Regions from separate parts of the Mus musculus genome. Here region 2 is linked to region 1. The links are chromatin loops, found by intact Hi-C in ENCODE. Cell type or tissue: gastrocnemius. All regions are shown on one strand. Each heading gives the region's core, and the rest is flanking DNA. Links, peaks and the distances in the headings are about the cores only.

Region 1 (7,671 bases), core at 1,780-4,279:
CTATTGCCTTCCTGCTAAAGCATTGGGCACCTCAAAATTATTTTAAAAACAGGATTCTCAAACTGTGTCCCCTCCACCCTCCCTCAATGAAAGTTATTTATGTTTCATGGTATAATACTTGGAACGAGAATGAGCCCCACTAGTTCATATATTTGTATGTTTGGTCCTGTTTTATAAAACTGTTTGAGAAAGATTAGGAGGTGTGCCCTTGTTAGAGAAATTAATCGTGGGATGTGGGGGTGGGGTGAGGGTTCAATGCACACACCACCAGACCTAGTCTTTTGTGCTTGAGGGTCAGATGTGAGCTCTCAGCTACTTGCTCAGTGCTATGCCTGTCTGTCTGCCTGCCACCACACTCTCTACCATGATGTAAGCAAGTCCCCAACTGAATGCTTTCATTCATAAGTTGCCTTGGTTATGGCATCTCTTTACAACAATAGAAATGTGACAGACACATGGAGAGCCAGAAGCTTTCAGGGCCACACTAAAGAATTTGTTCAGGAAACTACATACTAAAAAACTTTTCAGCTTAAGAAATGGCTCAGGAGTTAAAGCACCTTCTGGTCTGCCAAAGATCCTGAGTACTATTCCCAGAATCCCCACCAGGCACCAAGGGCTGTCTTAACTCCAGCTTCAGAGGATCTAGTACCTGTTCTAAGTTCTAAAGTACCCACATGCATGAAGTACGCACAAACATAAATGAAATAGAGCCCCATGCTAGCCAAACTCAGAAAGCAATGGAGTCAGCTGACCTAGCTAGAATTTGCCAGAGCTCCAAGTGTGTCTGAGATGTGGAATCTGATCAAGGCCAGACAGCAAAGCACCCACCCTTCCCACTACACAAGTGAGTGACACTTTCTAGTCTCACTTCTCTCCCTCCTTTAAGGGCATGTGCCAGTTCTTGGGAAGAAAACCTTTTTCTCTAACCCTCTATTATGCATTAGAAAAGTTACACAAAAGCCTAGGTAAAATAAGTGGTTCCTAGCAGTTACATCTATATTTTCTGATACTAACAAATGCCTGCTATGATACTTAAGAATACTGAAGTTATATATCAAAACTAAAATGAAATTCATCCTGAAGACTGCATGCTTATTCTACATACCATCTTCCTTACCACCAACAAAATAACATTAAAAAGACTGCCCTTGTAATTATACATATAAAGCGATCTGCCTCAAAAACATCTTGGAATAACTCTGCTTGGTACTAATACATATTTTAGAAGTTTATCATTTGTACTCAATGATATCATTTGTACTCAAGTTTTAAAATTCCCCATTCTGTTTTTGTTTTTGAGACACGGTCTCATCAAGTAGCTATGGCTGGCCTAGAGAAATGCCTGCCTCTGCTTCTCAAGTGCTAAGGTAACATGTTCTATAGGGAAAATATCTTTAGTTTACAGAGAAAGCTCTTAATTAAGATATTCTTTTCACTACTTTCAGTGAATGGAATATAGATTAAAAATAATCTGATTCACATATATATATTGAGCAAATATAGTTTCAAACAATGTTAAATATTTTAAAAACTGTATTAAGAGAAATTAATTAGAAATTTACCACAATTTGACATTGACTTTATCAATCAAATGCAAGGATTACAGAGCATGTAAGCAGAAACTTTACAGTTAAAGTTTGGAAAAAGTACAGATGCACTGACAAATTCTACTCCAAGTAATAGCTTATAGCCTGATGACTGACAAGATCTGGCAACACTTTGATTAGAGCTTATATTCTTTTTACTGAAGCCCAGTTTATTAAGTTCAACTACTTGCATGCATTTTGTTAAAGTATTAACCTATTTTCTGCTTATTTCTCCATATCTTTTGTATGTTAGCAGTGACATAATGACTGAACACTGAAAATCACAAAAAGATATACGTGTTATAGAGAATGAATTGTATTTTAAGGGAGAGATACAAAGCCAGGTCACCGGCCTATGGGAACACACTAGCCTCGTTTCTCAGGCATCATGCTACCTACTTCATATATTTGATTTTACTTAATCCTTGAAAAACTTCTAAAAAAAGGTAATCATTGTACAGATAAAGAAAAGTTCAATAAGGCTATCTATCACACATGGTCGTATAGTCAGTGAAAGAGTCAAGAGTCCACGTTCAGGCACCACAAGCTACAGTTCCCCGTGTTTAGGGAACCTACCTCATCCTTCACAGCCTGCCTTTTCCCTGCCATCATCTCCCCCAGATTCTGAATCAAATTAAGCAGACCTCACCATGTTTCCATTTCTTCTCATTTACAAGGAAAGGACACAGCCACTCACAGGGCTGTGCATAATAGCAAATGTTATATAAGACAACTGCTCTCTGGACATACCTAGACCTAATACAACTTGGGAGTTTAGAGTTATGGACAGAACTAAGCCATGGACTTTCTGAGGAGAACATCATTCTCTAGAGTATAACCTAGCTTCCCTTTAAGTTTCAGCTGTTGGTCACATTATTATATAGAGTTTTCTGGTAGTTCCAGCTCCAGTAGAGCCCCCACAAACCTGTTTACTTTAAGTTTATGGTCTAAAGCCCTTCTCTCTGGTCGCCATGACTATAGGCACTTGCAACTAGACCCTGCTCATCCTCTACTGTTTAGAGCTCAAAGACACAATGTATTCTCTATCTACTTTGCATATGTATTCATGTGTATGCCTGTGTATATGGAGTTCTTCCTAGAAGCAAATGGATAAAAACCATCACTAGGAAGAATCTAATAATTAGAGATAAAGAATGGAGTTACTACAGAAATGACTTCTCAAACATGCTTGTTTTCACGAAAAAAATCAAGAGGATAAAGACCTGACCTCTGTAGCTCCATTTGCTTTTCCTGTTAGCTGAAAGTGAGCTGATAAAGATAAAGCAGAAGCAAACGTTAATAATCTGTATTTTAAATTATCACATGCCAAAGATTCAATATGATCTGAGAATCTCTTGAGAGAATAATTTAGGGAAAAAAAAAGATATAGTAAGCTGGCACAGTTAAACCTGCAAAGACAAACACTCATAACTGGCAAAGCAAACTGACTCTAGAACTTGGTGAAGACTTGTCACACAGAGAAAAACAGCTAGCATAGAATAGACTCCAGAGCCTCCAATTCCTTTTTTCCTGATCCTTCCTTCCTCTTACAACTTAGGTCTTGTGGCCTCATATCTTCAATAAAGTCAGGTTAACACCACAAGAAAAGCAGCTAGCTGAGTTCTCAGGGGGTTCATTATCAAACTTGGAAACTCTGCTGTACTGTGTGTTACATCCTACCATAGGGGGCAGCATAGCACACGGAAAGAGAAAGGGTTCTTAGAAAGTCTTGTTACTCAGAACATGCACAGGTCTGTGCCAGATGGGGTCCCAGCACTGAGAGGAAAAGTAGACAGAGCCCCATTGCAAACCTAGAAGCTATTTGCAATTGATAATTACTTTGTTCCAACAGAGTCTCACTGAGGAAACAAACCACTCTTAAGGGTTGGTCCAGTGCCCAGCAGTAGATGATCAACACAAACAAACTACATGGCATCCATGGAGGTTCTCTGTCTCACAATGTTTTGTCAAAGCTTCATCTTTTTAACCCTACAGACCCTATGCATATATACTATGGCTTCCAGGTCTTTGTTTTTATGGACTCCTATGTGTATAAGCGTTTATGTCTCTACATCTGTATGTGTTACTCATGCTTTGGCTCTTTTGCTTCTGTTTGTTTGCCAGTTATGTCTATTCTTATTCATTTGGATTTGTTTTATCATGGTCTATTATTTTTCTTTACATGACAGAAAGGGTGGGGTGTACAGACAGGAAGGAGGTGAGAAGGATCTTGGAGAAGTTGGGGGGGGAAGCATAATCAGAATATATTGTATTTAAAAAAAAACTATTCTCAAGAAAAGAAAAATAGAAAAAAATCTAAACATGAGAAAGAAAGTGTGGTGTGGAGTGAACCATTGGGCTCCCTATAACCTGTTTACTTATCTATTCAGGAACGTGTAAACAGTTTGTATTTAATAAGCAGCAATTATTGACTACAATTAGCCTTGACACTTAATATTAGAATTCCCGATCTGTTTATCTAGTATCTAATATACTCTATACTGCTTATGGCATATTCCCTTAAGAACAAAACTTAATGGCCCCAAGAGGAAACATGGCTTTCTTATAAAGAGCAGAGACTGTTCCCTATAACTAAGAGTTAGTCCAAATGGGTCTGTCAGTCACCTGGACAGAAAGCACCTCAAAAAACCTGTCAAGAGTTCAGAAATTTTAAGAACTAGTACAAGTCTGCCTTGAACCACTGGCCACTGTTATACTCAGCACTTAAGGGTGCCCACTTCACAGTTAGGTCAAAACTGCTGTCCGTCTTCTCTACACTCACAAAAAAGGAAAGCTCAATGACCAAGGGCAGGAAACTGCCCTTAGTCTGGACAGTCTCCATTGTGCTCTGTAGAGTAAACCAATGCAACAGAGAACACACGCCTTTTCTCATTAATGCAGAAATGCTGCAGAATGACACACTAAGTGGAGCTGCGGTCAGGATTGCTGGAGACTTCTACAGGGACATTTTTAAAGCAAACTGAGAACGTGGAAGACGTTTTCTTCCTTTCAAAGATAAAAGTCTTCTGAACAGTCCATCCCAGACTCACACCCACTATACAGCCCAGGCCAGCCTGAAATCTACAACAATCTTCCTGCCTTAAGTGATGAGGCTGCCACACCTGCCTCTCCAGTAGGATTCCCATCTCAGCCCTACTCTTCTCTAAGGCCCCACGTTGCGGACTGAAATGAAACTGCAGCCTAGGATACTGTACAATTCTGTTGTTTTATAATGATCAAAGATGTAAAGGCCTCCAAAATAAAATACTGAATTAGTATAAATTTCTTCTTATTAATAGATTTCGATATGTGAAGTCTTAATACAGCTACAGGTAACTTTTAAAACGTCTTTTAAGCAATTGAGAGAATGTCTTGCCTTGAATTCATAATCTTCCTGCCCTGCCCTCCAGAGTGCTAGAGGATTTTCTAAACTGCTATGACGGAAATAAAAAGAACGGCAAAACACTAAGAATCAGCCCAGACCAAAACCCTCCATTTTGAGAAAGTTAAATGGGAGAGAGCCATGACCTGATGCCACTTCCTTCCTAAGCCATGCCAGCAAGTAAATAAAACAACGTGACCAGGCTCTGGAGATTAGAGGTACAAACGTTCTCTGAGACAGTTTGTTTTACAACCTAAAAACAAAACTGATTCAGCAAATTGAATTTTAAGCCAACTGTATTAGATACTATAGTTAAAGTCAAACCATATTGAAAGAGATACTGTTAAATTTACAGGTATTTACAGACTAAATCCAATGATTCATTGTTAAATTTAAAAATCAGCAAATGAGTAAAGGGATGTCTGATGTGGACTGTTTGTTTTTATGTGTGTAGAACAAGTGACCTGTCACTCCATGCAATCCCTAGAACAGGTTAACTGAAAGCTAGTCTACTTAGACATCCATGAGCCACGGTTAACTTCTGAACAACAACGCAGAACTATTTGCTGTGACTTCCACTAACTTACCCATTAGAGTTAACGCTGGTGAAACGACAGACAGTGACTACATTAGCTACTCTGCAAATAAGATTCTTCATTACTTAATTTACACACATCATATTTCACACCAACCCTGCACACTCACCCAAACCACTCTGGCAGCAAAGGTGAAGCTGGTGATTTTTTTTTTTTTGGTGGTAAACAACATCAATCCGCACCCCCTAGTTTTGCAATTAAGTTGACTTCTTATTAGTATCTGTATTTCTAACACTAAAGCCTTTAACAAACTAAAACTGACTTACTAAAGTTGTTCTGCATGTGAAGATTGCAAGGATGACTTCACTATAACTGAACTAGCGAGGTAGCATACCAGCTGGAAGGGGACTAAAGGTACTCACTTTTGTTGTCTTTGTATAGAATGGAGAGGAGAGCTGGTGAGCGGGCAGGTCCGAGACACTACTGCAGTTTGTGACATTGCTATTGTGCGTATGTTCATCTTCTCTGCTACTGTCATCAGACGGATCAAAATCATCACTCTCCTGGTCCATCTCCTCCTCCTCTTCCTCTTCCTCCTCTTCCTCCTCCTGTTCCCCAGCATGCTCTTCATCTTCCTCTTGCTCTTCCTGATTTCCCGAAGAGTCCTCATCTACTGAAATAAAGCGGTTATTATTTTCCTCCACTTGTCCTTGCTGGGTATCGTTCTGGTCTCCAGGCCTAGGGTTTGCACCCACAAGTTCACCATTCCGCGCAGTGTGCTCCTCCTCTTGATGTCTCGCTTGCTGCTGTGGATCCTCCTCAACCACGCGATTCATCTGTCCCTCATCAACCTGGCTTGAGGAAGCATTCCCTCTCAGAGAGCCTCCAGTTCGTCGTCTTTTGCTGCCCACAGAGAGCAGTTCCTGATTCATTTCCAAAAGCCAGCTTGCTACTTCTTGGACCTTGGCTAGACTATCAGAAGATGCAAAGGTTTTCACATTCTGTAGGAGGAAAAGGGGGATAAACAAGATTTGTACAATCTTTGTTACTGTCTATTTTCGTGTCATTTGCCTATAGTCTAAGTATATAATTAAAGATTCACGCGCTCGTTAGTAATAAATAAGTTTTAAATTAAGTAAGTTATAATTTTTTTCAAAAAAAATCATACTAAAGACTTTTAACTACCTTTTCTCATAAATCTCTAAAAGCTTGGTGGTTTAGTTGCTTGGATCAATAAGATATAACTTAGCCAATAAAATAATTCCTATATAAATCATTCACTAACTATTAAACATATACAAACAACAACAACAAAGCCACCTATAAAGTGACCAGCAAGGTTCAGGGATGTTGGCATAAGTCCCCTTCAAGGAGCTTTATTATCCTGGCAATTTCCCAAGCTTCCTGAACCATAAAACCTTACCTTCAGATAAGAAGCACAATCGCTGTAATTTTTATCTTCTACAATGAATATAAATCAATTAACAACAAATCTAAATATTGTAGGTAAAAACACACAAAAGTCCATACTCTCTAACCCAGTAACTCCACTTGTGGTAGCCTATCCTAAGGATCTGAAAATAGGAAAGGGAACTTTATACAGAAGAGGCTCACTGATGGAAAGGGGGTGGGGAGAATGAGAATAAAATCCAGATGTTTAGTATACAAGATACAAGAGCCCATGAGTGGGGCTGGAGAGATGGCTCAGCAGTTAAGAGCACTGGCTGTTCTTCCAAAGGACACAGGTTCAATTCCTAGCACCTGTATGGAGGTTCACAACCATCTGTAACTCCAGTTACAGAGGATCTGACACCTTCTTCAGGTCAGGTATATACAGACATATATAGAAACAAAAATACCCACATACATAAATTAATTAACTAGTTAATGAATTTACAAGAACCTAGTCCATGAGCTAGAATTTGTAGCCAAGACATGCTGTTGCATTTTAAAAGCATTATGAAGATTGGGTATTTATGGAGGCTTTCAACTTATTTCTCAAAACTTACATACTGAAAATGTTTTTTTCTGTGTGCTAGCATATGGTCTAATATTTCATGTTACATTTTTCAGTCTGTGTATTTTTTAATTAGACATTTTCTTTATATACATTTCAAATTTCAAATGCTATCCCGAAAGTTCCCTATACTCCCCCCCGCCCTGCTCC
Region 2 (7,671 bases), core at 2,849-5,348, 560 kb after region 1:
ATTCTCTGATGTATGCCTCTGTGTCTTAACTTTCCCCTTTGCCATATCAATCATATCTGATTAGGGCATAGTCTCGATGATCTCACTTTGATCAGATGTCCAAATAAACTCACTTTCCGCGGTACGGAGGCATAGTGGTCGCCAATCTGGATCAAGGCGGTGTGGTTACAGCACAGCTCTACCCATGATGCTCTAGTTTCCCAGCCTCCCATGCGGTGAGTTTCTGCTCTCAAGGCAGTGCTCTGGTACTAACACATCATCATTTTTCCTTCCAGCCTTTTCATTGGCTGAGTACATCTGACAGACTCTGCCATCTACAGCTCATGGGAAGAGCTTGGAGGTGTCATTACATCAGAGGAAGGCCTGGGTTTCCTCTCTCTCTCAAGATCATGATGCTGTTGAGGGGGTCGGAGTTCTGAGTTCCTCAAGGTGATGGAGCTCATTCCAGGATGGAGAGGTTCCTCCTCTGTCAGGTCTCCTCAGACCAACTCTGAGTAGTCGGTGGCTATGACAACTGTCTCCCACAAGAATGCTTGCATTAGCAGCTTTTCGTTACGGTGACAAGACCCCCAAATCAGCAACTTACAGGAGGAAGATTTATTTGGCTTGTGACTCCAACCTACAGTCCAATCTACAGCACTGTGGTTTTGGCCTGTGGCAAGGCAGAGTATCTTGGTGAACTGCAGATGGTCCATGAGGCTGCTCATACTGTGGACAGGAAGCAGAGGGAGAGACAGGAAGTGGCTCCAGGGCCCTAATATCTCCCCTCAAGTGCATGTTTTTGGTGACCTACCTCTCTTCTAATAGGTCCCATTTCCCAGGAGTTCCACTGTCTTCTGATAGATAGCTCCTTAGGCTGGGACCAAGATTCTCTAACACATGGAACTGGGGGAACGTTCTAGGTCCAAACCACAGTATGGGTGTAAGACTTCATGTGTCCGTGAGTGTGACTCTCCTTTGAATGTTTCCTGCCTAGTTTAGTTAAAATAGTTGCCCTGCTAACTGGAGTCTAGGTGACTTCCACCTTCTGAAACACTGATGTGCCTGTCCTCCGGCTTTGCAACTAGGGTATGTGGGTGACCCTGCTTGCTTTAATTACGGGGAGCTTCCCTCTCTTCTCCCCTTCCTAGTCTCAGACAAAGGGAACCAAGTCAGCCCGCGCCTCGCTTCTCCCTGCTCCACTGCACCCTGCTTCACATCCTTAGCTTCCTGCCCTCCCCCAGCCACGAGTGAACAAGTTTTGAACTGGTTCCTGGTTCATCTCCTTCCTGTTAATTAACGTGAAGTATCCGTTGCTGAGAAGCGCCCGGCTATTTAGTTCAGAACGGACAAGTCTAAACTTACGCCTGCTAACTACAGGAGGAGAAAGAAGAAAAGAGACTCAGCTCATGGGCACAGGGGGCCCCAACACTGGGGAGAAATGGGGTGTGGGTTTATAGGGTACAGAGATCAGGTCTGAGTGGCCCTTCTTGTAGGGCAGTCTTGCCAGTGTGTAACTAGAGGCTCTCTGTGGGTGGAAAGGCTGAAGCAAGCATCACCTGCCCACAGTCACTTTTCTGAGCTTCCCATTCCCTTCATGAATCACTCACAGACGTTCTAGTCCTTGGCTCATCACAGACATTCTAGTCCTTGGCTCAGGTAGGTTTTACAGAACAGCCACTCGATGGTGTTTCCTCCTAGCAAGCAGGACTCCTAGAGTCGGGATATGCACTTCACACCTTGTGAGGACACAGGGACAGTGTGGGGCTAGAAAGGAGTGGGCAGGGGGGCAGGCCATGCAGCTGGAGTGAGGGACAAAGGGACTCCCAGAGAAGGACTTCACTTGCTTGGAAATTCTGCCCCAAGGACAGCCTTGCTCTGTGGCCGCTGATCAAGAAATGTCAACTTGAGGTCGCTTTAGTCACTGCCATCTGCCAAAGAGGACAAAGGGCAGTCTGTGGTCAGGGAGCCCAAGGCGAGAGGCTGGATGTGGAGAAGGCTAAGTCTGTGATGCACTACTCTCATAAAAATGGCCTTCAGTGAGTGGAGAGGGTTTTCCAAGAGGAGAGGAACCTGATAGACAGGAGGTGAACATCTGCTCTGATTTACCGCAACACACTGACGGGAGGAAAAATGTCTACAGACTAGGATTTCTTGGGTACATTTGCCTTCTAAGAACCCTCACAACCAGAGGGGGACACTGGGCCATCCAAAGATTCTTTGTTTCATGCTGAGAGTTTCCTCAGATGGAAGCTGCCTCTGGGCTTCCTGTTTCAGATGCTGATATAAAATTTGGGGTAGGGGTGGATCCATGGTAGAGCCTGTACTTAGCATACCCAAGGCCCTGGATTCAAATAGCAGCACCCCCAAAACGAAATAAACAAGTACTTTAAATCAGCCAATAAACTTTAAAGTTTAAGTACTTTAAATCACTCCAGAAAGCTGGCTATTCTGAGACGTGTCTAGTTTTGGTTCCCTGGTCACACAGCCTGGTTCCCTGCAGCCTACAAATCACAAAGCCAGTTTCCTTTGTGCAAGGCATTTATTTGCCCGTGAGGGGAAGATTTATAGGAGACGACCACCAGATGGTGTCTTGGTTCTCCTCAAGCAATGTCTTCGAGCTTTGTTCTCGTGCAGCTGACATTGTGGCATTGGGAAGAGCAGTCAGTTCCAGGGGAGATGGTCGGATCCAAGGAGCCACACGTATCTTTTTACTTGATCAGTCTGACAAGACTCCAGGCTCATAAACACAGGCAAGCCATGGTCATTGACCAGGAGGTAGTGGAAAAGCAGATTTCTTCCCACAGTGGGACGTATCCATTAAAGTCCTATCAGCTCCCGACATGCAGCCCTGACTCAGGGCTAATTGCCCCCCACTGGCATGTTGATGCTGGATTCAGAGCCTTCCAGCTCCTCAGAGTCTGGGCAAACTTGCTGAAGAGGGACTGAGAACTCCTCAATCTTACACCAACCTCAGTGGCTTTCAAAGAGATATTTTTATTTTCTTTCTTCTTTTCTTTTTCTCTTAAGACAGGATTTTGCTGTGTAGCCTGTGCTCCATTTGAACCCCCAGCAGTCCTCCTGGCTCAGCCTCCCAAGTACAGCAATTGTAGGCATGTGCCACACAGCACCCAGATTAATCGTTTTACTTTTTAAAAATTACTTTTCAATAGCTGATAGGCCTTGTTTCTCTTCCAGTGTAAAAACTTAGAAAACTGTTACAAAGAGCGTGATGACTGGGAAGATGTACTTCTTGCTGGCAAACAATTTTACTGCTTTGCTTAAATAGAAGTTAGCCCAGACTGTGGGCCCATTTCTTACTCTGCTTGTGGGTGAAGCAGAGTGGGGGAGCTGTGGCTACTGAAGGAACGTTGGGGAGCCAGCATCTCCTTCCAGATACTTCCAGATGAATACAGGTTTATACTGCAGTAGGGGCAGAGGTAACAGTAACCTTGCAGTTTGAGATTCTGTACTCTCATGAAACAGATCCGCCTGCCTCCTTCAGCTTTACCCACTCTCCTTGGAAGACGACAATGTGCGGATGTTACTACCAGTTTTATGACCCGACCTGTGTGCACAAGAGCGCACATGCTGAACGTTAAGGTGGAAGAAGCCTTGTTCTCACCATTTTCCCTTCCCTTCGCAGGTCTCTATTGAAGTCCCATTTCCATCTTTCAGGGTTTGTCTCAGGACATGGCGATGTGCCAGGCATAGTTAGTGTGACCAGCATGTCTCTTACTCTAACCATATACTGAGGACAAGTCTGTGGCTTCTCGGGGGCCCAGCATTTCCTGGCATGTGTGTTGTGAAGCTGTCTATAGTCTCTGGTTCTCCTTGAAATGTCCAGCTAGAGACTCAAAGCCTCTGTAGGAAGCCAGCGAACACAACCACAAATCTATCGGCGGGGGGTGGGGTGGGGGTGGGGGTGTTGGGAGGAAGCCACGCCCAGTTTATTTCCAAACATGGGCATGGGGCTGGCTGTCTGAGGCTTCCCCGGAGTCTTATAAAGTGGGTTTGAGTTGGTGACAATAACTGTCTCTTTCATTGGTTAAGAAAACTCGTGCTGGTGTGGCAAGCAGCTACTTAATTCTTTTGAGTGCATGTCCTATCTCCTCAGAAGGGGAGAGATGGCAGGAGTCACTGAGAGGACCCCCAGGGTCTCCTGTCAATTGAACAGCAGCTACGGCAGTGTCGTGCCCTTACGAGTCAATCTCACTCGCTAAGCTCTCGGCTCTACCACGTGGAAGTTGTGTGGGTTTGCACCATTTACCACTGGGAACACATTTCCATTCCATTCCCACGCCGGTCAGGCAAAGCTCAGAGGAAATCACGCTTCCCCCTGGAGCGGCTGCAAGCTGATTGTATTGCTGGCTGTGCGCCATCTACTGGTAAGCCGGGGTAAACCCGGCTCTTCAGGAGAACTTGTGCAGCGTCAGGGACAACTGGGACTTTTTCAAAAGATTTCATCTTGCCCTCTGATTTTCACTGAAGGAAATTCAGGGTTAAAGGGGATGACAGGTTTGACTGAGTTCTCACAGTAGTCGTGTCTGGTGGTTAAGGGCAAGCATCCTGGCGTCTTCAAGTCTAAATCTCCGCCTTGGCAGTCAAGAATGAGTGTAACCTTGGGCAAATTTCGAAACTTCTCAGTAATCAGTTTGTTATCTATCCGACGAAGAGCATTGTGCTTGCTACCTCAGGGTTTTAAGGAAGATTAAATTAGGCAGCGCATGTGGAAGTGCTTAGCACTGTGTTTGACCCCCGTGTGAGGCAAACAGTTAGAACATTCTTTATCCTGCAGCTGTTGATTTGTAGTGACGATTTTTCTGAGAGATGGCATGGTCCAAACTAGTTGTTTAGGCATCAGAATAAAAGAATAAAGCACCCCAGATGGCATGAAGAAGGTTACATCAGGGAGACAGTGTTTGGGGGGCCATCGTTGGTTAAGTTCATTGCCAGGGACTAAATCGGTTGAGTGGGTGTGGATAAAGAGGCTGGTAGTGGGGCCGTAAGAAAGTGTCACCTGGCATCATCTACATGTGTCCCAAGAGACCCAGTGTCACCCCCACAGTCTAGACTCCTCTCCGGCTTCCTCTGTTTTTGGAATGGTGGCATTTATAAAGACAACTCTCTCAGAGCTACAAAGACCACACTCCCTAAGGAAACTTGCCTAGTTCCAGTCCTTTGTGCTCTGGCTAGAAGTTCTGTTGACCTGGAATCTGGAAGCAAACACAAACTTCTCCACCCCTGCAGTTCACTAGTAGACATTCTGTGTGGCGGCCCAAGCCAATAAGTGCCTAAGTCAAGCCATAGATGCCCTGGTCTTATGGCACAGAGCCGGGCAGGGATGGATCGGAGGTAGAAAGGGGGACAAGCCAGCTGGCCAATCTGACCTCTCTGTGGGTATGCAGAGGGAGTTGGGAAGTCGGTGGACTTAAATATCATCTGCACTCAGTCTGAAGATGCTCATTATAACCTCAGGTGGTACTTTTATATTATAGGTACTGCTTTCTTTTCTGTTTGTTTTCGGTTTTTGTGATGGGGTCTGATGTAACCCAATGTGGTCTTAATTGTTAGGTAGCTGAGGTTAGCCTTAAACTCCTGATCTCTTGGCCTCTACCTCTAGAGTGCCGGGGCCCTCCCAGGTAGGGTCATAGGCATGCACTACCATACGCAATTTGGCACTATTTTAAAACCGTGGTTCCCCCAGGCACACACTTCGTTTTTTCTTATTGTTTTCCTGTTCGTAGAGTGTATATCACACAGTATCCAATACAACTAGAGCTTTAGACACTTAGGCAGAAATGGGTCAAGAGAGAGATGAACAAGCATACCTTTGAGATCATGCCTCTCTCCCCAACAGTGCTGCATCCTTCAGCAGAAGTGGTTCTGTGCTGGAATATGGAGCACACCAAGGAAGGGGAGAAGGCAGTGAAGGTGAAACACAGGTTCTCAGAGAGGACAAGAGCCAGCTCCACGGCCTGCACGGCAGCACAGGCAATTTTCTCCACTCCTTTCTCCCAGGCCCTGGATCTCCTCATTCAATCCCTTAGTATTTGTTGGGGACACCGTTTGTACCAGGCACCATGCCGAGCGCCGGCAGATAGCACATAGGCTTCCCTAAGAGATCCCATAGTCTACACCATCCTGGTACTTTCTGCACCAAGCAGTTCACACCCCCACAGTGACACCGGCTTTCTGGCAGAGGCCTGTCTGGGGCACAGAGAGAGTCCGAAACAGGGTCCGGGAAAGTTAGGGACACTTCTATAGTAACGGACTCAGAAACACAGTGGGAAGACACGGAAGTATGGGATGGAGTAGAGGAGGGATGTGAGACCCAGTCAACCAAGGGGCATCTTGGGAAAAGCTTGGAGGCATAGGAGGATGGGGGGGGGGTGCTGATCACTGGGGATAGGGAGTATATGCGTAGGAGACTGGAAGAAGCAGCAGTGTTACACCAAGTAGGCCCCGTGGGCTCATGTCAGCTCTTCAGCGTAATCCTGAAGAGTACAGGCCAGTGTCAAGCCTTTCCATGAAGAAGTAACTTTAAAAAACACCATTTTTTTTAAAGATAATTATGTTTTATGTGGATGAGAGTTTTGCCTGCAAGTATACGTGCCAGGTGCGTGCCTGGTGCTTGCGGAGTTGCAAAGATGGTGTCAGATTCCCTGGACGGAAATCATGGGTGCTTGTGAGCCACCACATGGGTGCTGAAAAATCAAACCGGGATCCTCTACAAAAGCAACAAGTGCTCTTAGCCACTGGGCCTTCTCTCCACCTCCAGCAAACAGCAGTTTTGAGAGCAACCTGGCTTAGACTAGTTATTGTCCTGGCTTTGACTGGCCGGTGGCTGAGAAAGGAAGCAGAGACTTCTTGCAGCGAACTGCAAAGATCGATGGCAAAGGCCTAACCTGGTGCCAATAAGGACGAGGGATGCCACAGTCTCTAAAGACAGGCCCAGGGAAGGTGGCATGCAGGAAGGTCACATCTGGCTCAAGTCACTTGATTTTTCTATTTGCACTATGCTAATTCAGTATAATCCACTGAACGCCACTGAGTACATACTGGGACAAACTGTGACGGCAGCACCCTGGGACGGTGTGCTCCCAGAGTCTAAGACGGAGTCTGCAAGATGTAGTAGGATATTCCATACACCCAGGTGCCTTTTCTATTTATTTCTTATACTGGGGGTTGAGTTTAGGGCCTCATGCATGCTAGGATAATGCTCTAGAAAACAAACAAAAAAAGAATTTCATTTGAGACAAGCTCTTTCTGAGTTGACCAGACTGGCCTTGAACTTACAATCCTCCTGCCTCAGGCTCCACAGATGTTACCACTGAGAGCATGCATCTGTGCCTCTGGCTCCTGCTGCTTTTCAGCTTGAGCTCCTGTGCTGGTCATTGCCTTACGAGGGCAAAGGGGACTCCTCCGGCTCCGTTGGTTCTCCATCTTACACCTTTGATCAGATGACTTTATTGTCACATTCCTCCTGGGAGCTGATGTGGAACAGGCAGAAGTAAAACATGCCCCACAAACCTACTCAGCCAGCTCACCTGGTTTCCTCCCGCCTGGCCTGGCCGCCAGTCAAGTTGCTTAGCTCTGCTTAAGATGCAAGAGCAATGGACCCTCCTCCATTGGCAGAAAGAACAGGTCCCCACGAGGGCAGTGGCTGCCGGTCATTTCCTTCTGGAAATT

The links. Hi-C counts contacts between places; a loop is a spot of excess contacts. Peaks named below come from ENCODE experiments on the same cell type or tissue, not always from the same donor. Only the 100,000 strongest peaks of a DNase experiment are listed, where the experiment ranks them.
Region 2: a loop joins it to region 1, with 2.9 times the contacts of the local background. A loop is called at or near these places in 9 of 42 quality-filtered maps.

What each region holds. Positions count from the first base shown.
Region 1 is chr3:84,902,335-84,910,005 of GRCm38, reverse strand. Fbxw7 (F-box and WD-40 domain protein 7) reads right to left here. Exons shown (of 14, transcript NM_001177773.1): 4 at 5,927-6,505. The coding sequence starts at 6,436. Among named protein-coding and RNA genes, the nearest start is that of Gm40080, 28 kb to the right of the region's middle. In gastrocnemius, for the core only: a CTCF peak has its summit at 3,267; a DNase peak (open chromatin) is centred at 3,303.
Region 2 is chr3:84,341,828-84,349,498 of GRCm38, reverse strand. It overlaps 4930565D16Rik (RIKEN cDNA 4930565D16 gene), which reads left to right. Exons shown (of 4, transcript NR_040752.1): 4 at 1-123. Among named protein-coding and RNA genes, the nearest start is that of 4930565D16Rik, 34 kb to the left of the region's middle. In gastrocnemius, for the core only: a CTCF peak has its summit at 4,363 (motif pointing left); DNase peaks (open chromatin) are centred at 3,708 and 4,345; H3K4me3 peaks cover 1,082 bases; H3K27ac peaks cover 720 bases.